Regions from separate parts of the Homo sapiens genome. Here all the other regions are linked to region 1. Evidence: chromatin loops called from intact Hi-C (ENCODE). Cell type or tissue: endothelial cell of umbilical vein. All regions are shown on one strand.

Region 1 (4,000 bases):
GACACACCCAGGCACCTTGTTGCTCACTGGGAAGCAGTGAATTCTCCCACTCACAAGGGGAGAGAAGCCACGGTGATGAGTTCACTCCTGTGTGTGTGTTGTGGGGTGCTTTGGATGAGCTCGGGGACATTTAGAAGCAGGGAGGAGGTGAGGAGGACAACAGAAGTTGGAGGAAGGGACTAAAAGGGAGAAGACATCTCACCACTGTTTATGCCCAACATTTAAATGTTCCTTAAATTTTGCTTTTTCAGAAAAAAGTCTTTGCCACCAGTCATTTTCTCTGAAATCTCCTTAACTCCCTTGTCATTTGCCACAAACGCTGTTAACTGGACTCACACATACTATGTGTACCTTAATGATTTATTTACTCTATGGACAGTTATTAGAACATCTGGTATGTGGTCACCCGTGCGGAGCCAAGGAGATTAGGGCGTGGGGGCTGCAGTGTCAGCCTTCCCGGGAGTGCACGGTCCAGCCAGGGACCGGGGTCCCCTGGGAGCTGTGCTTCAGAAGCTTACTGACTGAGAAAGCCAGCGTGGCAGGACTGTCCGGGGACAGACCTTGGTGGCCGGCATCTCCGCACTGCTCCTTTCCTGTGTCTCTGCAGTTGGGGCAGGAAGGTGGGTGGAAATGGTGCTGGTGGGTCGGAAAGGCCTCCTGGCAGCTTGGGATGGAGCTGCGAGGTGATGGAGAGTCTCTTGGTGGGCCTGGTGTGACGACCCTGAGCGGCTGATGCCACAGGGCCGGTGTCTGTGGTGGGCAGCATGTCTAGGCAAAGCCTTCATCTTCTCCACCTTGGTCATCTCTTCTGTAAAACTGGGATGGTGCTGACCTGCCCTGTGCACATCAGAAACCCCAGGGGGCAGCAGGTAAAGGTTGGGAGGAAGTTCTGTCTATATTATTCAGGTAAAATTTTATTATTTAAAAAGCTGTAGTAAATTAGCAGAGCATACAGCTGACCACTTTAACCAGGTTTCAGGGCACCCTTCAGTGGCATTAAGTCTGTTTTCTGAGGAAGCTTTTTAAGATTAAAGATGTGCTAGCAATCTTATTTATTTAAAGACAGGGTCTTGCTCTGTCACCCAGGCTAAAGTGCAGTGGCGTGACCATGGCTCACTGTAGCCTCCACCTCCTGGGCCCAGGTGATCCTCCCACTTCAGCCTCCAAGTAGCTGGGACCACAGGTGCACGTCACCATGCCCAGCCAGCAGTCTCATTATGATGTGTTAAGACTGTGTGAACGACTGGCTGTCCTGCCAGTTCTCAGATGTCGGATTCTCCTGTAACTGCTGCGGTGGGAGAGAGAGGACGAAAGGGCTGGAGATGGGGCTGTGTCCCGGCCCACTCACTGGCCCTGTGCCGGCCCCTCCTCCTTTGAATCTCTTGTCTCCACCTGGACTCTGGTGCTTGGGGGATGTCTCTGCATAGCCTTCATTCTACTCCTGCCAGGCAACGCCTGGCATGGGGACGGGCTGCTTTGCCGCCTCAGGATGTTGGTTTTTGGGAGGCCAGGGCCCAAGGCTGCCCTGGGCCTCATCTCTTTCACTGGGTGGGAGCACCTGCCATGCCATGGTGCTCAGGGGCCTTTGGGGACCCCAGAATGTATCCTCAAAATGTCTTGTACCCATACCCCCTCCCCAGGCAGAGGAACTCAGACTCAGATCAGTGTAGCTTGTGGCAGTCCACGGTGAATGAAGCCCAGCGCAGGCTCAGAACGTCAGGTGATGGGGCTAAGGGCTAAGCATCCCAAAGCACGTTTGTTGGAGGGTGGGAAACTCATTTTAATGAGTATCAAATAGACGCAGTGCACTTCTTTCACGTGATGGATTCTTTCAATGTCACTGCTTGGAATCTGGTTTACTTTTCCCCAGATGTTATGGACATTCTTGGTTTCTTAGCTTAGAGAGCGTGTGGCTTTCAGTACTCAGAAAGCTCTGTCCTGGATGATGGTGTTGTAGGCCTCTCTTTCCCTCCCTCCTCTTTCCATCTTTCTCTCCGTGGGCAGCTGGCAGTGGAAGTGCCCGCCTAGGATGGGGATGAGGCCCGGGGCGGGGCCGGGTGCCGTGCAGCCTCAGCGGCTCTGATAGGCCTGGCACGGAGCCACTCAGAGTCCTTTGGGTGTTCGCGGGGATGCCGTGGGCTCTCTCGGGCACAGTCCTGACCAGGAGCGGAGGCGACTTCCATCTCCCGGGCAGGATGCGTGCGGTTTTCTGCCGTCCCCGGGAGCACATGACGCCTGGGAAGCAGTGGCCGGGAGGTGATTCATCCGGGCGAGCGGGGCCTGGAAAACAATGTCTGTCTTGAAGCTCCGGGAACCAGGAAAATGAGCTGGAAATGTGAGTAATGTATAATTTTACTAAAATTAACCAGCCAGTTCTCCAGGCCTTTTCTCGCTGTTTTCAGTGTCTTTGTCTGACCCATAGTGCCCACTGTGCTGTGTTCCACGGACTGTCTTTCCAGTTAGTGGGCCTGGAAGTCCCCTTCTCCCTGCTGCCCTGCGTAGGGTGGGCGCACAGTGGGGCTGTGGGAGCATAGATGGCAGATTTAGGTGCAGGGCTGCCCCGTCCTTACCTCTGCCCTGGCAGCTGGCGGCCCTGGCACCCCTTTCCTCTGTGATGTGGTCTCATAGTCATGCTTGGATTTCCTAAGGCGCAGCTGAGTCATCTGCGTGACTGTGCCGTGCCCCTAGGACATAAGGTGCGAGGGGTGGGCAGTGCCTTATGTACCACGACTTTGGCTTTGGACATGGGCAGACGCCTGACCTTTAGTCTGCTCCTCCATGCCACCCGGGGGTGTCTTTATCCTTGCCCGGATCCAGAGCTGTCACTTGGGAGCTGCAGCCCCTCCCGGGCCTTTCTGTCCCTGCTAGATTGTAAGCCCATGAGAAGGCAGGGCTGTAACCCTGCAGTTCTGGAACCTCCACAGAACAGGGACTTAACTAGCGCTGGTTGAGTAAACAGACGTCTAAATTCGGAGGCAGACTGTGTCTGAGGCTCTCCTGAATCTGGGACATGAGCCCCCAGGTCTATGCACTTCATGAAGTGGCCCGTGGAAGCATCACCTGGGGTGGAGAGAAGCCATTCACTCATGTTGTTAACAATAAAATTGTATCTTTATCTGAATTTAGAAGGGAGCGGGACACTGAAGATGAGGATGTGTGGTGACACTGATGAACTGAGTATTCAGGAACCAAGTCCCGTTTAGGTAGAAGCCAGCAGATCTCAGGACTGCTTGGCCTGACGTCCGTTCCGCGGAAGGTCTTCTGGTGACATCGGTGTCTGGGATCATAACCCTTGAGGCATTCATTGCAGAAACCTGTGCTGTCTTCTGAATCGCCACAGACAGATGACATTATGGACAGGCTGGTTTCAGTATTAAGGTTTTTAGTATTTTAACGTTTTGAAAATCGCCAGGATGTGTGTGGCGTGGATGGAACCTACTATCTAGACTCTGCCAGAACATTCTCTTCCATGATTGTCTTAATGGGCTGAACATTTAATCCTTAATTGCTTTTAAGATATTCTGTATCATCAGCCAGAAAATAAAGGGGAAGAAAAAAACCCCATAAACGAATACTGGGTCCTGTACAGCTAATCACCCTATAATCAATATACTCGGTTTAGGGCTGACAGGGTTCTCTTGGCGCTCACTGAGGGCTGCACTGCGCCGCTCTGATTGTTTTTGTTTGTGTGCTGTTTGTCCCCCATTTAGAGTCCTCTGGGTGGATCTTACTGTGACCACATGGTTACATGGGGACGCCGAGGCTCGGAACGCCTCGGGTCACTAAGCTGAGCGCGTGCCCCTGCTGGAGATGGCGCAGAATGACATCACAACATCACAGCCGAGGCTGCACTCAGGCCCCCTCTGGTGCTTCTCCTGCTCAGCCCTTAGCAGCTCACCGACTGGGCCGCAGGGTCCATCTAAAGGCTTGAATGCGCCTCCAGTTGACTCCTCAGCCCTCCAGCTCTCCATGATTCTGCCCACCCACAGTTCCACTCCAC
Region 2 (4,000 bases), 54 kb after region 1:
TCCATTCACCTACTGAAGGACATCTCGGTTGCTTCTAAGTTTTGGCAATTATGAATAAAGCTGCTATAACCATCAAGTGCAGGTTTTTGTGTGGACCTATTATCAACTAATTCGGGTAAATCTCAAGGAGTGCAATTGCTGGATCACACAGTAAGAGTGTGTTTAGTTTTAAGTGGCTGTGCCATTTTGCATTCCCACCAGCAATGAATGAGAGTTTCTGTTGCTCCACATTCTCACTACCATTCGGTGTTGTCAGTGTTTTGCATTTTGGCCATTCTAGTAGGTGTTTACATGGTATCTAGTCATTTGAATGGGCATATGATGTGGAACATCTTTTTTTTTTTAATTTTATTATTATTATACTTTAAGTTTTAGGGTACATGTGCACAACGTGCAGGTTTGTTACATATGTATACATGTGCCATGTTGGTGTGCTGCACCCATTAACTAGTCATTTAGCATTAGGTATATCTCCTAATGCTATTGGAACATCTTTTCATGTGTTTATTTGCCATCTGTATATCTTCCCTGATGAGTTGGGGATGCATTCTTTCCATCTCAGAGTCCCCAGAAACTAACATAGCAGTTGGTACAGAGTTGGTGCTCAACAAACATCAGCTTAGGAACTATGTCCTATGTTTTTTTGTTTTTTTTTTTTTTTAAAAAGGAATGTGAGCTGTTCCCAAAACGTATGTCCTTCCCCCATGCCTCTACCCTGCCCTTCCACAAACTTTCTGATCTTCAGCACACACTACCCAACCATCAAGGCTGAGACTTCCCGTGGCCAGCAGTGTCTCATGCTGGCTTCAAGCCCCACAGCACTGCTTTTTTCAACTTCTCTTGTGGTTTAGACTGTCTTTAGCCCAGCAAGAGAATTCATTGTCTTATCCCCCATTAAACTGTACCTACACTCTTTGAGGAAAAGGGTCCATCTTACTTAAAATATTTTAAAAATTCACATGTGATAAAACTGATGTGTATGTGTATGAGAGAGAGAGAAAGAGAGAACAGTTCTATGAGGCTTAATGTATACATGTGGCCGTGCAGCCCACTGCCCCATGTCACCATTTTCAATTCTGTCATTACCCCTGGGACAATGTCTTGTCAATATACACTTGAGGCTGGGCGGGGTGGTTCCTGCCTGTAATCCCACCTGTAATCAGGAGTTCAAGACCAGCCTGGCCAACACAGCAAAACCCCGTCTCTACTAAAAATACAAAAATTTGCTGGGCGTGGTGGCACGGGCCTGTAATCCCAGCTACTCAGGTGGCTGAGGCAGGACAATCGCTTGAACCGGGGAGGTGGAGGTTGCAGTGAGCCAAGATCGTGCCACTGCACTCCAGCCTAGGCAACAGAGCGAGACTCTGTCTCAAAAATACATACATACACACACACGCGCAAGAGACACAGTGAGTAGAAACACCGACACCACCTCTCAGTTGAGACATGAACACACTGAAAAGTGGCTAAGTGTTATAGTGTCCCTTTTCTTGAATTAAAACTAAAATTCAACTTCTATCAGATCTTCTCAGGAACGAAGCATTTTAAAACCTAGGCCAGGCGCGGTGGCTCATGCCTGTAATCCCAGCACTTTGGTAGGCTGAGGAGGGCAGATCACCAGGTAAGGAGGTCGAGACTAGCCTGACCAACATGGTGAAACCCTGTCTCTACTAAAAACACAAAATTTAGCTGGGTGTGGTGGTGCGCACCTGTAATCCCAGCTACTCAGGAAGCTGAGGCAGGAGAATCACTTGAACCTGGTAGGTGGAGGTTGCAGTGAGCTGAGATCATGCCACTGCACTCCAGCCTGGGTGACAGAGCGAGACTCTCTCTCCAAAAAAAAAAAAAAAAACCTAGACCAGATGCACTTGGCAACTTGGCAGTTTCTCCTGCGTGGAACATACTTCTCTTTCTTTTCTCCTTGTGGTTAGCACTGTGCTGTGCCAGGGGATTGATTAATTTGTACCTGCCAGAGGCTCTGAAAAGTGGAGCTATGTAAGTATGCTATGCATATCAGGCCACTGTCAACAACAGAAACAGAAATGCAGCAAGCACTTTCTGAGCTTTGGTCATCTCAACAGCTAGTGGCTTACCCGGCAGAATCACCATAGAGCTGGCTAGCGCCATGCACTGACTATGACTAACATAGTGCATGGGGTGGCTGAGGGTGGGTAAAAAGACTGGGCGGTATTTCCTGGAACAGGAAGCCACATCTCATGTCTCCCTCTCCCGGTGGGAAAATCACCAGAGTTCCTTCTGCAGAGGGGAATGAGTCCTAAGCACAGGAAACTGCCTGCTGATCTGAAAAGGGAAGGTCAGATGGGCATCCCAAGAAAATGAATTGCAAACGCCCATCTTCAAAGTTAATTATGCTTCTCTTGCAAATCCTGATTATGGGAAGGAAAACAGTTTGCTTAGTAGATGAGAACATGGGTCTAAAAGTCACACTGGCCAGATTCCAATCTTGACTCAACCACTTTCCTTCGTTTGTCATCCTGGGCCACTTACTTCATCTTTTTGAGCCTGACTTTCCTTACCTATAAAAGAGCGGTGTTAATATTTTCAAGGGTATTTATCAGGATTAGATGAGACAGTCATGTGTTAAACTAAACACAGTGGCTGAGACCTTGTCTCTACTAAAAAACCAAAAAAAAATTAGCTTGGCATAGTGGCACATGAGTAGCTGTAGTTCTTCTAGCTACTTGGGAGGCTGAGGTGAGAGGACTGCTTGAGCGTGGGAGATCAAGACTGCATAGTGGTGACACAGCAAGATGCTGCCTCAAAAAAAGAAACCCAGTGCCTGGTACACAGTAGATGTTCATAAGACAGCAGCTACGATATTCTTGCTGTTGTTATGCTCTCTACGTTTCATAAAGCACTCCAAGTGAGAGGTGACAGCATGCTGGCAGCCCTCGCAGCCCTCGCTCACTCTCAGCGCCTCCTCTGCCTGGGCTCCCACTTTGGCGGCACTTGAGGGGCCCTTCAGCCCACTGCTGCACTGTGGGAGCCCCTTTCTGGGCTGGCCAAGGTTGGAGCTGGCTCCCTCAGCTTGCAGGGAGGTGTGGAGGGAGAGGCGGGAGCAGGAACTGGGGCTGCACGCCACACTTGTGGGCCAGCTGGAGTTCCGGGTGGGCGTGGGCTTGGCAGGCCCCGCACTGGGAGCGGCCGGCTGGCCCTGCCAGCCCCAGGCAATGAGGGGCTTAGCACCCAGGCCAGCGGCTGCAGAGGGTGCGCTGGGTCCCCCAGCAGTGCTGGCCCACTGGTGCTGCGCTCAATTTCTCCCTGGGCCTTAGCTGCCTCCCCGCGGGGCAGGGCTCAGGACCTGCAGCCCACCATGCCTGAGCCTCTGCCTCCCGTGGGCTCCTGTGCAGCCCGAGCCTCCCCAACGAGCACCGCCCCCTGCTCCACGGCGCCCAGTCTCATCCACCACCCAAGGGCTGAGGAGTGCAGACGCACGGCGCAGGACTGGCAGGCAGCTCCACCTGCAGCCCCGGTGCGGGATCCACTGGGTGAAGCCAGCTGGGCTCCTGAGTCTGGTGGGGACTTGGAGAACCTTTATGTCTAGCTAGGGGATTGTAAATACACCAATCGGCACTCTGTATCTAGCTCAAGGTTTGTAAACACACCAATCAGCACCCTGTGTCTAGCTCAGGATTTGGGAATGCACCAATTGACACTCTGTATCTAGCTACTCTGGTGGGGACTTGGAGAACCTTTGTGTCCACACTCTGTATCTAGCTAATCTAGTGGGGACTTGGAGAACTTTTGTGTCTAGCTCAGGGATTGTAAACGCACCAATCAGCTCTCTGTAAAATGGACCAATCAGCTCTCTGTAAAATGGACCAATCAGCAGGATGTGGGTGGGGCCAGGTAAGAGAATAAAAGCAGGCTGCCCGAGCCAGCAATGGCAACCCGCTCAGGTCCCCTTCCACACTATGGAAGCTTTGTTCTTTAGCTCTTTGCAATAAATCTTGCTACTGCTCACTCTTTGGGTCCACAC
Region 3 (4,000 bases), 240 kb before region 1:
TGCCTTCGTGATTCAATTACCTCCCACCAGGTCCCTCCCACGACGTGGGGATTATTACAATTCAGGGTAAGATTTGGGTGGGAACACAGAGCCAAACCATATCAAATGCTATACTGACTTGCAGAGGCGTATAATTTAGAAGGGAAAAGAGACATGCTAACAGAAATTTGCAAGAGAGGGAGAAATAGCACAGAGGTAGCCCAAAAAGGGGAGTGATCTTTCAACCTAATTCTAATCCCTGGGTTTGAGATTGCTGGGGAGCTGGTATGGTCACACCTCTCAGTGTCTCATAGCCCAGCTGCTTGGATACTCCTCTGAGCATTTGGCCCTCAAGGACCGTGTTGCCCTCCTGAATCACTGGAAAGATTCAACAAGGCCAGGCATGGTGGCTCACACTTATAATCCCAGCACTTTGGGAGGCCAGGGCGGGAGGATTGCTTGGGCTCAAGAGTTCAAGACCAGTCTGGGCAACACAGCAAGACCCTGTCTCTTTAAAAATAACAAAAATAGGCCAGATGCGGTGGCTCACACCTATAATCCCAGCACTTTGGGAGGCCAAGGCAGGAGGATCACTTGAGTCCTGGAGTTTGAGATCAGCCTGGGCAACATGGTGGAACCCTGTCTCTAAAAAAATAGAAAAAATAGGCTGGATGTGGTGACTCATGCCTGTAATCCTAGTACTTTGGGAGGCCGAGACAGGCAGATTGCCCGAGCTCAGGGGTTTGAGACCAGCCTGGGCAACATGGTGAAACCCCGTCTCTACTAAAATACAAAAAATTAGCTGGGCGTGGTGGCACATGCCTGTAGTCCCACCTTTGAGCGGCTGAGGCAGGAGAATTGCTTGAACCTGGGAGGCGGAAGTTGCAGTGAGCCAAGATTGTGCCACTGCCTCTGGCCTGGGCGAGAGTGAGACTTCGTCTCAAAAAAAAAAAAAAAAAAAAAAAAAAAAGGGCTGGGCGTGGTGGTGCGCGCCCGTAGTCCTGAGCCCAGGAAGTCGAGGCGGCATTGAGCTAAGAACGCACCACTGCACTTCAGTCTGGGTGACAGAGTGAGACCCTGTCTCAAAAAAAAAAAAAATTATAATAATAAAAACATTGTATAAAAGTTTCAACAAAGACTTAGTAGCACTTGTGTCACATCTGCTGAACTAAAGATTTTCCTACCATTTGGGTGCATGGCTTTGCATTTCCAGTTAAGATATTCATTTAATCTATGTTCCTGCTAGTTTACTCTGGCAAGACTGAAGATGAGGTACTTTTGTTTGTTTGGGTGATTCATGCTGTTAATCTGAATTTTGCATGATTGCCTTTCCCTTGCCATGATCCTCCTTGGGTGAGGCTTAATGATTTGTTTTGTTGTTGGCGTCCCATGCTATAAGGAATTATTGGAATTATTAGAATTATTGTTAATTATTTTTCAGTTGTGACAATGGTGGTGTTATGGAGCTTTTTAAAAAATTCCCTTTCTTTTAGAGATGCATACTAAAATAATTCCAGATGCAATGATATGTTGTCTGGGATTTGCTTCAAAATAAAACATGGCAGAGGGCAGTGGGTAATGGGTAGATGACACAAGATTGGCCATGAGCTGATATATTGTCAAAGCTAGGTAAAGATGCATGGGGCTGTTTTATACTCTTCTGTCTGTTATTTAAGTTTGAATTTTTCTCTAATAAAAGGCTGAAAAAGATCTTCTTGACACCTTCAACCTGAAATGAGCCTTTGGTCCTCTTTCCACTCATTATTTCTACTCACCAGCAGAGGGCAGTTGATCACAGAACCCACAGCTCAGCTGTCCTTGTGGCCCTGGAGTGCTGATGCTGCTTCCCCTGAGTGCTTACTGCTTGCTTCCCCTTCACTTTTTTTTCTTTTTAATTTTTAAAACGTTTAAGGAATACAAGTGCATTTTTCTTACATGGTGAAGTCTGGGCTTTTAGTGTACCCATCATCACCCAAATAGTGAATATTGTACCCAATAGGTAATTTTCCAACCCTCATCTCCTCCCACCCTCACACTTTTTATAGTCACCAGTGTCATTCTATTCTGTATGCTCATGCATACACATTGTTTAGCTCCCACTTAAAGTGAGAACATGTGATACTTGAATTTCTGTTTCTGAGTTATTTCACTTATACACGTGGCCTCCAGTTCTATCCATCTTGCTGCAAAAGACATTATTTCATTCTTTGTTATGGCTAAGTAGTATTCAAGGTGAGATATAGATGTAGATATATACACATTTTTGTTATCCAGTCCTCCATTGATGGACACTTTGGTTAATTCCATATCATTGCTATTGTGACTAGTGCTGCAGTAAACATACGAGTGGTTTTTTTTGTTTTTGTTTTTGATATAATGATTTCTTTCCTTTTGGATGTATACATAGTAATGGGATTGCTAGATCAAAGGTTAATTCTATTTTTAGGTCTTTAAGAAATCTCCATACTGTTTCCCATAAAGGCTATACTAATTTAGATTCCCTTCAACAGTGTATAAGCATTCCCTTTTCTCCACATCTGCACCAACATCTGTTTTTTGTTTTTTGTTTTTTTTTGTGAGACAGAGCAACTGCCTCACTCTGTTGCTCAGGCTGGAGTATAGTGGCGCGATCTCACCTCACTGCAACCTCCACCTCCTGGTTTCAAGCGATTCTCCCCCTTCAGCCTCCTGAGTAGCTGGAGACGGAATCTCTGTCACCCAGGCTAGAGTGCAGTGGTGCAATCTCAGCTCGCAGCAACCTCTGCCTCCTGGGTTCAAGCAATTCTACTGCCTCAGCCTCCCGAGTAGCTGGGACTACAGGCATGCATCACCATGCCTGGCTAATTTTTGTATTTTTAGTAAAATCGGAGTTTCACCATGTTGGCCAGGCTGGCCTTGAATTCCTGATCTCAAGTGATCTGCCCACCTTGGCCTCCCAAAGTGCTGGGATTACAGGTATAAGTCACTGTGCCCAGGCTATTGAATGCTTTTTCTGCATCTATTTAGACAATCATGTGGTTTTTGTCCTTAATTCTGTTTATGTGATGTATCACATTTATTGATTTGTATATATTGAACCATCCTTGCATCCCTGGGATAAATCCCACCTGATCATAATGTATTCTCTTTTTGATGTGCTGTTGGATTTAATTTGCTAGTATTTTGTTGAGGATTTTTGTGTCTGTGTTCATCAGGGATATTGGTCTATAATTTTCTTTTTTGGTGGTGTTGTGTCCTTGTCTGTTTGGTACCAAGGTGATAGCGGCCTCATAGAATGAGTTAGGGAGAATTCCCTCCTTGATCTTTTTAGAATAGTTTCAGAAGGATTGGTATTCATTCTTTCTGTGTTTGGTAGAGTTCAGCTGTGACTCCATCAGGTCCTGGGCTTCTTTTTGTTCTTGGGAGATTTTTATTAGTGATTCAGTCTTGCTACTACATTACTGATCTTTTCAGATACTCTGTTTCTTCCTGGTTCAATCTTGAAGATTATGTTTCCATGAATTTATCAGTTTCCTCTGGGTTTTCTAGTTTGTGGACATCTAGTTGTTTATAATAGTCTCTGATGATCTTCTGTATGTCTGTGGTATCAGTTGTAATGTCTCCTTTTTCATTTCTGATTGTGTTTATTTGTATCTCTTCTTGTCTTGTATCTTGTTTATTTGTATCTCTCTTGTCTTCTTAGTCTTAGCTAGTGGTTTATCAATTTTGTGTATCTTTCAAAGAACCAACTTTTCTTTTTTGTTTTTTGAGTCAGGGTCTGGCTCTATCACTCAGGCTACACGGTGCAGTGGCACAATCATGGCTTACTAGAATATTTGCCTCCCAGGCTTAAGCAATCCTCCCACCTCAGCCTTTCAAGTAGGTGGGACTACAGTGCACACTACCATGCCTGGCTAACTTTTGTATTTTTTGTCAAGGTGAGATTTTGCCACATTGCCCTGGCTGGTCTTGAACTCCTAGAATCTCGATCCGCCAGCCTCAGCCTCCCAAAGTGCAGGGATTACAGGCATGAGCCACTGCA
Region 4 (4,000 bases), 73 kb after region 1:
CAGGGGACTGCACTGCAAAGCTGCCAAAAATATCATCCCAGATAGCAGGAATTGTGTCCCTTGATTGTGCTGGGAAGATTGCTGTTTTGGAATTCTAATAGGGGCACACTGGAATCAAATTTTTGGAAATTCTGTTTGGAGACTACAGCCTCAATTCTAGAGAAAGAGGTGGGTTATGTACATATGTATGTATGTATGTATATGTGTGTATATATGCAGGGATTTCATGGAATAGGAGGAAGAATACTGGATTGAGAGTCAGGATTTAACTGGGGTTGAATTCTAATTTGACCACCAAAGAGGGTCCTAGCCCTCAACATCACTCTTAAAATGAGGACTCAATGACTTGTGATGCAAAGAAATATTAAATCTCCAAAGAAGGCTCACGTCTACCCGACGAGTCAGGTCCAGTCTTTTCCATGCAATGATAAGTAGAACCAAAATTGTGGCTTTAATATTTCATTTCAACTTTCGTGAACCATTTATGTCAACAAAGGGCTCTATATTATTAAAATATCATAATCTGGGCTCCTGTAAACTATTATTATTATAATAGCAGTGAATGTATACAGCAGATGGGAATATTGGCAGAGACATGGGAAACTAAAACCAGCCTCGTGTACCAAAGTTGCCCTTCAACAACGGCTCACAAACAACATTTAAAATGAAAATTAAGTAACTGATCTGCTTTGTATCTCGAGGGACTAGACAAGCACTGTACGAGTTGCATTAAGATAGAATAACATCCAAGTGAGATAGGGTAAAGACTACGGAAAATCAGGGGAAATAGGGGGACAGAATTTTTTTTTTTTTTTTTTTTTTGGTGGAGTCTCGCTCTGTCACCCAGGCTGGAGTGCAGTGGTGTGATCTTGGTTCACTGCAAACTCCACCTCCCAGGTTCAAGCAATTCTCCTGCCTCCTGAGTAGCTGGTATTACAGGCACCCACCACCATGCCTGGCTAAATATATATATATATATATATATATATATATATATAGTATTTTTAGTACAGACGGGGTTTCACTATGTTGACCAGGCTGGCCTCAAACTCCTGACCTCAAGTGATCCACCCACCTTGGCCTCCCAAAGCACTGGGATTACAGGCATGAGCCACTGTGCCTGGCCAGAATAACATATTTTGAAACTGAAATAATTACAAACATGAGAAATATACAATAAAGGTTTCATCAGAAATGACATTAGGGGCTGGGCGTGGGGGCTCACTCCTGTAATCCCAGCACTTTGGGAGGCCGAGGCAAGCGGATCACTTGAGTTGATGAGTTTGAGACCAGCCTGGCCAACACGGTGAAACCCCGTCTCTACTAAAATACAAAAATTAGCTGGGCATGGTGGTGCACGCCTGTAATCCCAGCTCCTCAGGAGGCTGAGGCAGGAGAATCACTTGAAACAGAGGTTGCAGTGAGCCGAGATCACACCACTGCACTCCAGCCTGGGTGACAGAGCGAGACTCCATCTCAAAAAATAAAATAAAATAAAAAATAATAAAAAGACATGACATAAGGAAAGGCCTATGGATTTTTGTTTATTTTAGATCCAAGTATTAACAGCTTTATTTTTCTTTTCCAGCTTCAGAAAGTATGATAATACATCCCACAGAATTAGCCCATAAAACACTCTCAATTCTTTACTCAAACAGGGTACAACAAGATCAAATGAGACAGTATTTGGGACCCCTCCTGTGATGGGATTATTAAATGTCAAGGTTTCATGAAGAGTCATGCAGGCATTCTCTGGTTTCTTTAAATGGCCCTTGGCTATTGTAATCTCTTTGATAGTCCCTAATGCACTGGTCCAGCGAGGACACAAAGTCCCAGCCTCAGCAGCCCTCAGAGAAGAGCAACTTGGTATTACAGCTTGTGCTATGGTAGGTGGGATAGGGTTGTTTCAAGAGTAGGGGAGGAGGGAGAGTAGAAAGGAAGGGAGGGAGGGAAAACATTCTCTTATCCTTGGGAAACTTGCAGGATCACTTCCCTCAATGAGTTTATGCAAGCAATCTCCACCTCCCACTGCTCCTTACAGGTCAGCGAACCCATTCAGGGATTAGGAAGTGACCCAAAAGCACCGGTGTGAGGAGAGGCTGCATAGCAGTGGAAACGCTTGGAGAGAATGCTGCATCCTGTTTAACTTGGCCTTGCCAATGCCAAACCCTTTCTCTGTGGATGTTTTTTTTAGTTAAAGAGCGATAACGTCCTCCTTTTAATGGCCTTTCCTCTCACGGAATGGGCTATTCTCTGTACTTGTGTACCCACTCTCACTGTGTCACTTAAACTCTCCTGCTTTAGCCTCCTCATCTGTGATGCAGGGAGCATGCCCAAATTTACTTACGTCATAGGGCTACCATGTGGAAAGTGCCTGGAAATGCTAGCGTGACGCGCCTATGAAAATGACACAATATAGTATAAGTCCTTACGGTGCACATGAACTGCGTTAACATCCATTATATATATTTTGCATCTTGCTGTTGGCCATTCCATTAAGAGAAAATAAAGGGAGAATGTGGGAAGTTAAATAAAACTTGAAAATGTGTGCTAGTGGCTAGAACAAAGCTAGAGTTCTCTAGAACCACATTTATGAAACACGGCAAAATAGAAACTTGGTGATATCCACGGCTGTTAGAATGATGGCCATCAGTCATGACTGACTTACAGCTTCAGGAGTTTTAAAGACAGCATTAGGAGAAATGTGAAACCTCAAATACGGCCATAGGTGGATCATTAAGTCTAATTCCTCATCTCCTAAACAGTTTGTCTTTTTCCAGTCGTTAGGAAACTGCCTGCACCCTTCTGGAGCACAACTAGTCAGTGGCTTGGTCTGGGCACCCTCTCTCTATTGACCAACAGCGCAGGGAGTTGCTGGCATTATCAAGATGTCTGGGGGTCTCTGCCAGCCTGTCTCCTTGTATGAGACCACTTGAGAGCAAGGGTGTCCATGGATTTCAGTGCCTCATCTCTCCTCAGGATGAGACACTTTATCCCTCACCCGGTAAAGCTTTAGCAGTACACTACTACCTGTAGCAGGAAGCCCCAATCTCCATTTCCTACTGTCCAGCTTTTATTCATCATTCATCCCATGATCCTTAATTCTGTCCATACTTCAAGGTCCATGACAATCCCTGCCTCCTTCCCTGGGGAGTCTAAGCCACGTACCCAACTGAGCCTGCCCTGTCTGCTTTGATTACATGAGCACATAAGCAGTCATAGACTGTCAGGTTTGGACAGGGCCTTAGAGAACATCTGTTCAAGCCTTTTTTTTTTCTGAGACGGAGCCTTGCTCTTGCTCTGTCACCCAGGCTGGAGTGCAGTGGTGCAATCTCGGCTCACTGCAACCTCCACCTCCCAGGTTCAAGCGATTCTCCTGCCTCAGCCTCCCGAGTAGCTGGGATTACAGGTGTGCACCACCATGCCCAGCTAATTTTTGTATTTTTAGTACAGACGGGGTTTCACCATGTTGGTCAGGCTGGTCTCGAACTCCTGACCTCGTGATCCACTCACCTTGGCCTCTCAAAGTGCTGGGATTACTGGTGTGAGCCACCATGCCTGGCCTGTTCAAGCCTTTACAGAGTGCATGAGTCCCCTCCTCAACACCTCTGACAAATGGCTGCCAAAGCCCTATGACTAGTATCTGACACAACCTCCATAAATGTGAGTCCTCCATATCTGTGTTCCATCAAGAGATGATCTATTCTGCTCTGCTCAACAGCTTAAAGTGATGAAAAAGGACTTTGCCAAATGGAACCAAAGACTATTTCCTATAACTTCTTCCTAATCCTAGCTTTGCCTTCTAGGGCACCTGCCTCACATACAGAACAGCCCATTGAAACCGGCCCAGCTGTCCCATAGAACCGATGTTTATGATTTCTTTTGAATTAACACAGAAATGGACTCTCCCAGTTTTCAAACTTAAAGTTACATTTGTCTTAATCTGAGTTCCCTTCTCAGAAAACCAACCATCAGGCCTACCCAGATGGTATCAAGGAGC
Region 5 (4,000 bases), 90 kb after region 1:
AAGAGAGGCCCAGCCGGCCAGGACTGGAGGCTACTTGCCGAGCTGTCACCCAGTGGATAGGCCCTCCTCGCTCTCCCAGGAAAGCCTTCCTTGACAGATTTGTGTGACTTGGCAGTGAATTGTTATGGAAATTCACTGAGAAGCCTGGGTTTCAAGTCCTTGTGAGCAAAGCTTTCAAAGAAGTCTTCTGCATACATTCCCAGCCCAGAGGGGAGGCAGAACCTTCCCAGATACCCTTTAGGTGAAGTCGAGGAAACCAGTGAGCACAGATTGTAAGGTTTTTTTGTCTGTTTCTTGAAACAGGGTCTCATACTTTGTTGCCCAGGCTGGAGGGCAGTCATGTGATCATGGCTCACTACAGCCTCGGCCCCCTGCCGCAAACCATCGCACCCCCTCCCAATAATGCTCTCAAGCAATCCTCCCACCTCAGCCTCCCAAATACCTGGGACTATAGGCATGCACAACCACGCCCAGCCAATCTTAAATGTTTTTGTAGAGACAGGGTCTTGCTGTGTTGCCCAGCTGGTCTTGAACTCCTTCTGGCCTCAAGCGATCTTCCCACCTCAGCCTCCCAAAGTGCTGGCATTACAGGCATAAGCCACCCACACCCAGACAGGTTTTAAAAATTGATTCCAGGCCGGGTGCGGTGGCTCATGCCTGTAATCCCAGCACTTTGGGAGGCCAAGGCAGGTGGATCTCGAGGTCAGGAGATCGAGACCATGCTGGCTAACACAGTGAAACCCCGTCTCTACTAAAAATACAAAAAAAAAATTAGCTGAGCATGGTGGCGGGCACCTGTAGTCCCAGCTACTTGGGAGGCTGAGGCAGGAGAATGTCGTGAACCCCAGAGACGGGACTTGCAGTAAGCCGAGATTGTGCCACTGCACTCCAGCCTGGGCGACAGAGGGAGACTCCATCTCAAAAAAAAAAAAAAAATTGATTCCAGGGCAGGCAGTGCAGAAGCCTGGAAAACCTGAACAAATGACCCCTTCAAATCACTATTTCATATTCTAGTAATGGTACACAGCCCTAAGTGGAGAAGGAGAGATACAGGCAATTTGGTGGAGGGAGGTTAGCTGGGTTTATTAAAAACCAACCGAGGGACAATGCATACATGCAGCAGTGACCAATGGCATGTCTCCCTTTTCTTTTGCTAAAGCTCCTCCATTGGGGATGATTTTATTTTATTCTTATTTTTATTTATTTATTTTTTGACTCTTGACAATTGCTATCCAATAGCTTTTCCTTTCCTTTTTAGAAAACATGCCTTACTTTGGGCTTCCAACTTGAAATCTGAGGCTGGGAGGGTGATTCTGGGCTGGTGGACTTGGACTAGTTGAAAGATGCACTGCTCCAAGAGAGGGGATCGGTCAATATCTGGGCTTTGGAAGTAACTTTACGATGTTTGGATTTTGTGCTGGCACCAGGCTCTGGGTTTTAAGCACTCTGCTGTCATATGGTGTGTGGCCTTTCCAAGAAAAACTCTATAAAATGAAAATACTTTATTGCCACGGCCTTTGACTTCTTGAAATTCACACAAATATGGTAATCTCTTGCAACATTTAATTTAAACTCAGTTCACCTAAAGAAAAAATTAGCTCTGAACCTGCCCAATTCACTTTTTGAAAGGTGCCAGTCTTCTCTGTGGAATCACTGTTTTATTTACTATGTGCCAAACTGTTATTTCATATATGTGAAAAGAAAATTGGCATCAAGTCCATATGAACTAAACTACTGGCAAAGGCAATGCTGGAGCCTGCCATTGAGAAGATTAGATTCCCAAGAAACTCTTCAAGTGGTGGCCAGTATCCACAAAGTAAAAAATTGTGTGTGTGTGTGTGTGTGTGTGTGTGTGTGTGTGTGTGTGTGTGTGTGTTGTAAATATACAGGCACATATTCAAAGTTTATTTCTCCTTGTGTGTTCAGGTAGTACTCTACAGCCACTTAAGTTACCCAGAGCTTAAATATCTCAATTATATACATAAATACTTATTAAATAATAAATGCATGTTAATAAGAGAAACAGGAAGTTGAGAATAACTTTAATTCAAGTTTGGGCTTGCACATTCAATTGTCTTATTTGCTAAGTAGGATGATTCATAACTTCTCCATAAGGAAGACTGATTAGATCATGTTTGGGGGTGGGGGTGTTTTTCTTTTAAATTTTCAATTGTTTTCCTTTCCTTTTGGGGCTTTTTTCTATTTAAGTCTGCTGTTTTGCTGACTGTTTTGCCTTTGCACTTGCAGATTCTAATATGGAACCAAACCAAGAGAGAAACAGAGAATTTTATTATCCAAAGCTGTTGTAAGTGATTTAATAGTCAGAGATAGTGGCTAAAAACGTGCTCTCTGGAACCCCAGATTCCAAATCCCTCATGATAATGTAGCCATGACAGCCACATCATCATAGCAGGCATCTTTAATATGCGCCAGTCTCATCTCTTCAGGACCTTGTCCTTAGACCACACCATTAATGGGTGTTTGGTTCTCAATAATGATTACAGGTAAGATTAGGCAATCATTTGAAACTCAGATGAATACTTTCATACCTTGGTCTTACAAAATGGGATGTTTCTAAAAGAGAGATAGAGATTCATTCTGGGAAAACATTTAAATAATTTTTTTTAAGTTTGGATACTTTAGATTTTCATACTCATTTTTGAAAATAATCACCATGTTTTTCTCAGTCATTAGCTACCACCGATGGGGTCATACTAATAATGTCTCTAACAAGACTGTCGGTCACAGGACTCCAACTTCCTTGCCCTACCCACAGGTATTACATGGGATCCAGGCAGGATAATCATACTGTGCTATTTACTCGGCAACAGGAATTAGTCCAGGGATGGGTATATGAGCCAAGTAGGGGCAATCAGAATCCTTTCCCGAGACTGACTTATGAAAGGTAGAAGATAGAGACTGCTTTCCACTGGAGTTAAGCTAAGAAGATGGGAGTCTGGGGCTACTGATATCAGGCCTGTTTCCTGCCACAGGGAGAAATAAGCTGTAAGACTATTCTCAGAATGAAGCCAAACACAGGCAAGCTCAGCTGAGACATGGACAGAGAATGCGTCTAGGCTGTACTGATTCCCAGTTCCTAGCCCTGAGTCCTGGTTCCTGCAGTTCTTCCTGTAATCCTATGAGTAGTTCCAGTAACATTCCAACTACATAAGCAAAAAAATTCCCCCTTGTTCAGGTTGGTTAAAATTTGCAACTTACAACTGAAAGAGTTCTGAATAACTCAGGAGGGCCATCTTAACTTTGGAATCACATTCCTGCTAACTTCTATAGTGACTAAAAAGCTTTCCAGCTGTGTCTAACAAACGCCCTTATCTTTTGCGGCAACTTTTTGTTTGTGGCATCCTGTATCAATTTATATATCAAGAAATAAGTGCTGACATTTATAAATTAGAGGGAGAAAACATGCTGATGCTTGTGTTTAAAAGAAATAGAATTATATAAATACACTTCTATCCATTTAGCATTTCACAGCACATGGAGAAACTTACATTCATTACTGAACGTATTTATCGATTCAGGAGTTTGTAGCACAAAAATTCTTATTTACATTTTATTTTATCATCATTGTTCATCTACCTTATGGAACAAAGCAGCCAAGAATCAGATGGGCGAGGAATAAAAGATTCCATTCACAGAAGTGCTTGATTCTTCCGTCCATTTGTTTATGTTCTGCCTCTCCTGCTTCATCCAGAGCCGAAGATCTCAAAGATGCTGGCAGGTACAAACATGCTCCCTTTTAATTACACCACCAAATTGCTGCAATAACTGATTGCCAGTTAAATAATTATAATCAAGTGCCCATTGTGCATAACAATCATTTAATGACTGCCATCGGAAAACACTGTAATAAAGAGGGCTTTAATAAGGAAAACTGGAAAGGTGCCAGGGTTTTATGGCAGTTTGCTTAAAGGGAAAGAGGGCCATAATCTGTATTTAAGATTAAAAGAAGCCTTTAATCCAGATGCTCAACATTAAACAA
Region 6 (4,000 bases), 150 kb before region 1:
CAGACTGGACTGCAATGGCATGATCTCGGCTCACTGCAGCCTCCCGGGTTCAAACAATTCTCCTGACTCAGCCTGCTGAGTAGCTGGGATTATAGCAGCGTGCCACCACATCTGGCTAATTTTTGTATTTTTAGTAGAGACGGGGTTTCACCATGTTGGCCAGCCTGGACTTGAACTCCTGACCTCGTGATTCGCCCACCTTGGCCTCCCAAAGTGCTGGGATTACAGGTGTGAGCCACCACGCCTGACCATTTTTTTTTTGTATTTTTACTAGAGATGGGCTTTGCCATGTTGGCCAGGCTGGCCCTGACTTATTTTTTATATCATTTTATTGCAGATATATGTACCACTAAAATTATTTTTAATTTTATTTTTAACATTACAAATAGAGTATTATGCTGTATGTAATCTTTTGGGACTTAATTTTTTCAGTTAACATTGTCAAGATGCATCTGTATTGTTGAGGTCACTGTAAGTCATTTTAATTTAGGTTACTGTATAATATTCTATGTGTCTGCCACGTTCCACTTCCAGTCCCCCTAGACCTTTACAACAACCCCCCTTTTTCTTACAGTAACTTGAGTGTGTCTCTCCTTTGCACAACTAAAAGAGCCAGACTAAAACGACCAGGCTTAGATGTTGCCAGAGCTAAGTCACGCTAATGCTGATGTAAGGCAAAGAGTGAGATTAATCCTTGCAAAGGTCGAAGACTGGTCACATCCATGAGAAAAGGTCTTCTGTCCCCATGATTTATTTGCAGAGTAAGGTTCGCTCCAAGCAGTGATGGAAATTAAAGAGGCAGCTTTAGGACCTCCGCACTGACCCAAAATGGAAATCATTTAGCAGCAAACAAATGGCAATGTTGTCATAAAGATCAAATGAGATAATAATACGTGGGAACACTTTGTAAACCTTGGGCCATTTTTATAAATATGCAGTTGCACTATTATTGTTATCATTATTCATTTGCGTTGTCTGGGCATTTCATTTTCCTCTGTTCATAAGGTGCCCACCTGGACTGGATTTAAGTCAGAAGAGAAGGAAGATGTGAGTATTCATTAAACGTCTCTGCGAAGCCTGTAACCCCACACCGGCTCTTCGAAGAAGCATTATCTCTGTTTTACGGATGAGAAAACTGAGGTTTGATAACTTGCCCCAAATCCTATAACAAATAGAGGCGGAGTTTGGATTCAAATTCTGTCTGAATCTAAAACCCTTTTTCTGTCTTACCATATTTCCTGGAATCTGCCCAGGCAGTCCTCATTCCTTCCTCATTCCCTGTCTGAGTTTGGCAGGATGAATCTCCTATTTACAGTCTTTCTCAGGATTTCTCTTTTCCTAGTCCGAGACTACTGATGGACTAAAACGGAGTCTATGTAAGAGTACCTTTGGGAAGACTGGGAACCTTCCGAGCTTTAATCTGTGAATATTTATCCAGGAATCAGGAAAGCCAGGGGACCTATTCCTAGGTTGACTTGTAAGTTGGGTTGTCCCATCTCCAGAGGCCCTGTATGGACTGGAGGAGAGTACATTTCACAAGGGGCCCCAAGTTTCGGGCAACACCTCCACCTGCTTTAGGTAAACCATTTAATCTCACTGAAACATGGAACTACGCATACCTGTCTTTGCATATCCAACAGGGGCTAAGATCCAGTGAGACACCGTGCTGTTCCTTGATATGATCAGATGAGGCAACAGATGGGAAAACAGTTTGAAAACTGCAAAGCATTTTTTTTTTCCAGCACGAATGTAAGCTGGTATTTGTTTTCATTGTTATCATTCCCTTTCAGCAGAGCCCTCTCCCAGGGAAAGCCCTTACGGTAGGGGCTCCTAATAATGACTGAGGTTTGAGAACAGCCAGAAGGCAAGCAACATGAAGCCTTTTAAAGCAAACCAGAGGAAGTCCAGTCTCTATTTATTTTATGAAGTTAGCCGCTGGATATGTTAAGCAAATGTTTTCTTAATTGTGGCAGTACAAGAAAACAACAGGGCAAGGGTTGCTGGGGATGGCGGGGGGCGGGTATCAGGCCTCTATCCCCCGGCCCCCCACCACCAAATCCCCAGAGAAAGACAGGAAAAAATTAAAGACAGGCCTTTTCTTTTCGTGGTCACATGTCTGCCCTGCTGCTGTAATATAAGAACCTGCGCCAATTAGAAACGTTTTACCTCCTCCTCCCTGCCCCTCCCCGGGCACATTTCAGAGCAGTCCGGGTTGTGGACGCCAGGAGTTTGCCAAACACAGCAAACACTGGTGTGTGAGCGGCTGAAGGGGACTCTTTCCACTCCGATCTCCCTCCCTCCCAGCCTGTTTTGATTTACTAGGACTTCCTCCTCCGGGCGAGGCGGGGGAAGGACGCCGCCGAGCGCCTGGAGTTGTGCGCGTGTGCGTGTGCGCGTGTGCGAGTGTGAAGTGCAGCGCTGGAGTGCAACATGCTGTAATGGGAGGAAACCCAGCGGCGTCGGAGCGCCCGGGACCGCCGCGGCCGTTCTGAGCGCAGTGGCGCCGAGCAGCCCCTCCCGCAGCCGGTGTGACCTGTCCCTTCAGGTGCGTGGCCGTCGGCCGTCGGGGAGCGCGGCTCGGGCATGCGGGTGCCGAGAGGGGGCGACGGGGCCCGGGAGGCGGGGGACGGAAGGTGCGCCGCGTTCCGGGGGTGAGCGGGTGTGGACGGCGAACCGGCGCGGGCGGGTGGTGCGCCCTTATCCGGCTGCTCGCGAGCCGGGGGAAGCGGAGGGCGGCGTGGGTGCCGCAGGTTCGGCTGAACTCCGGGCGCTTGGCGGGGTGTGTGTGGCGGGAAGGGCAGCAGGTCCGCGGGACGGGTCTGGTTGGACTGTGAACGTCGGCGTCCCGTGCGCTGTCCCCCGGGAGCAGGGACCTACTGTGCGCGCGTGGGGAGCGCGGCGGGCACCTGGGCGCGCACGAAATGTGCGTTTGTGTTTGTACATTTGCACGGCGCTGTGTCCCCTGGCGGGGCCTCGGGGGCGGGGGCGTGCGAGATGCCGTGTCCACAGCAGTGTGCGCCATGTCCACTCGCCCTGCCCGCTGGCGCCTCTCGGGAGCGCCCGCCCCGACAAACCTCACTGCCCCAGCGCGCCGGCATCGGCCCGGGAGGTGCGAGCTGGCACCGGGCGCGCAGCTGGCGGGGGAGGGAAAGCGGCCTCTCCCTGCCGCGGGAGGCCTCGCCCCTATCTCCCTCCCGGCTCACCTGGCTCAGCCCCCACCTGCTCCGTGAGGGGCGTGACCGAGGGCGTGGCCTGGCTGGCCTGGCGGAGCCCGGCTCAGGTTGGCCGGTGCCTCATTCCAGGGATTCCTCGCGCTCCCGCGCTCCCGTCCGCCGGCCCGGTCCGCGCGTGCGTGTGCGTGTGCGTGTTTGGCGGGGGCCCGTGCGGGGGCTCGGGCGCGAGCCCGCCTGTGCGTCTGCGCGCCCTCGGGGTGCGCCCCGCGTGCCCAGGTCCCGTCCCCGCCCCTGGGTCCCCCGCAGGGCCAGGCCGGCCCCAGGCGGGCGCGCCCAGAGCCGCCGGGCGGTGAGTGCGGTTGACCCGGTCGGCGGGGCGGGACCCGGGCTGGGCGAGGGCTGGCCTGAGAGGGGCCTTGGGGTGGGCTGTCGGAGCAGAACCGGGATGCCCTGCGGGAGGGAGGAGGTGGCGGGTCCTTGCCGGGCCGCTCGGGAGGCGCCGGTGGGAGCGGAAGCGCCTAGGCTCCCGGAGGACGTCCTGGGAGTCGGAGGCTCGGGGCGGGCGAGGAGGCCCGCGCCTGGCACCCCGCGGTCCCCGCCGGCCTCAGGGAGGGCTGTGATGTGGACTGCGGGAAGGGGCACCGTACTCTTCCTGTGCTTCCTGCCCGGTCCCCAAAACAGGACTGCACACTCTCCCTGCACCCAGTGCAGGCCTCGCGGAAGAGCACAGGGCTGTTCGCTTTTTGTTTTGCTTGAAGTCTCCTTTGATTCATCACCCTGAGACATTTAACTGTCTTAGGTTATGAAGACAGTGCTTGCTGGGGCTA

The links. Peaks named below come from ENCODE experiments on the same cell type or tissue, not always from the same donor. Only the 100,000 strongest peaks of a DNase experiment are listed, where the experiment ranks them.
Region 2: a loop joins it to region 1, with 6 times the contacts of the local background. A loop is called at or near these places in 7 of 110 quality-filtered maps.
Region 3: a loop joins it to region 1, with 2.6 times the contacts of the local background. A loop is called at or near these places in 3 of 110 quality-filtered maps.
Region 4: it touches region 1 in a loop (7-fold over the local background); 3 of 110 quality-filtered maps call a loop at or near these places.
Region 5: a loop joins it to region 1, with 3 times the contacts of the local background. A loop is called at or near these places in 6 of 110 quality-filtered maps.
Region 6: it touches region 1 in a loop (2.9-fold over the local background); 6 of 110 quality-filtered maps call a loop at or near these places.

Annotation. Positions count from the first base shown.
Region 1 is chr3:11,566,940-11,570,939 of GRCh38, reverse strand. The region is part of intron 2 of VGLL4 (vestigial like family member 4); the gene reads left to right. It also overlaps a transcript of ATG7 not described here. Among named protein-coding and RNA genes, the nearest start is that of VGLL4, 75 kb to the left of the region's middle. In endothelial cell of umbilical vein, no CTCF peak of the experiment used is centred here; DNase peaks (open chromatin) are centred at 2,239 and 2,609; H3K4me3 peaks cover 544 bases; H3K27ac peaks cover 4,000 bases.
Region 2 is chr3:11,512,693-11,516,692 of GRCh38, reverse strand. The region is part of intron 20 of ATG7 (autophagy related 7); the gene reads right to left. Among named protein-coding and RNA genes, the nearest start is that of VGLL4, 130 kb to the left of the region's middle. In endothelial cell of umbilical vein, no CTCF peak of the experiment used is centred here; a DNase peak (open chromatin) is centred at 2,282; H3K27ac peaks cover 2,033 bases.
Region 3 is chr3:11,801,946-11,805,945 of GRCh38, reverse strand. The region is part of intron 7 of TAMM41 (TAM41 mitochondrial translocator assembly and maintenance homolog); the gene reads left to right. Among named protein-coding and RNA genes, the nearest start is that of TAMM41, 43 kb to the left of the region's middle. In endothelial cell of umbilical vein, a CTCF peak has its summit at 1,751 (motif pointing right); a DNase peak (open chromatin) is centred at 1,765.
Region 4 is chr3:11,494,356-11,498,355 of GRCh38, reverse strand. All of the region lies in intron 20 of ATG7 (autophagy related 7), which reads right to left. Among named protein-coding and RNA genes, the nearest start is that of VGLL4, 150 kb to the left of the region's middle. In endothelial cell of umbilical vein, no CTCF peak of the experiment used is centred here; a DNase peak (open chromatin) is centred at 2,115; H3K27ac peaks cover 2,989 bases.
Region 5 is chr3:11,476,866-11,480,865 of GRCh38, reverse strand. All of the region lies in intron 20 of ATG7 (autophagy related 7), which reads right to left. Among named protein-coding and RNA genes, the nearest start is that of VGLL4, 170 kb to the left of the region's middle. RefSeq lists an enhancer at 1-442. In endothelial cell of umbilical vein, no CTCF peak of the experiment used is centred here; DNase peaks (open chromatin) are centred at 2,145, 3,065 and 3,815; H3K4me3 peaks cover 795 bases; H3K27ac peaks cover 2,860 bases.
Region 6 is chr3:11,718,939-11,722,938 of GRCh38, reverse strand. It overlaps a transcript of VGLL4 not described here and a transcript of TAMM41 not described here. Among named protein-coding and RNA genes, the nearest start is that of VGLL4, 77 kb to the right of the region's middle. RefSeq lists silencers at 2,352-2,721, 2,962-3,881. In endothelial cell of umbilical vein, no CTCF peak of the experiment used is centred here; DNase peaks (open chromatin) are centred at 2,218 and 3,258; H3K4me3 peaks cover 2,228 bases; H3K27ac peaks cover 938 bases.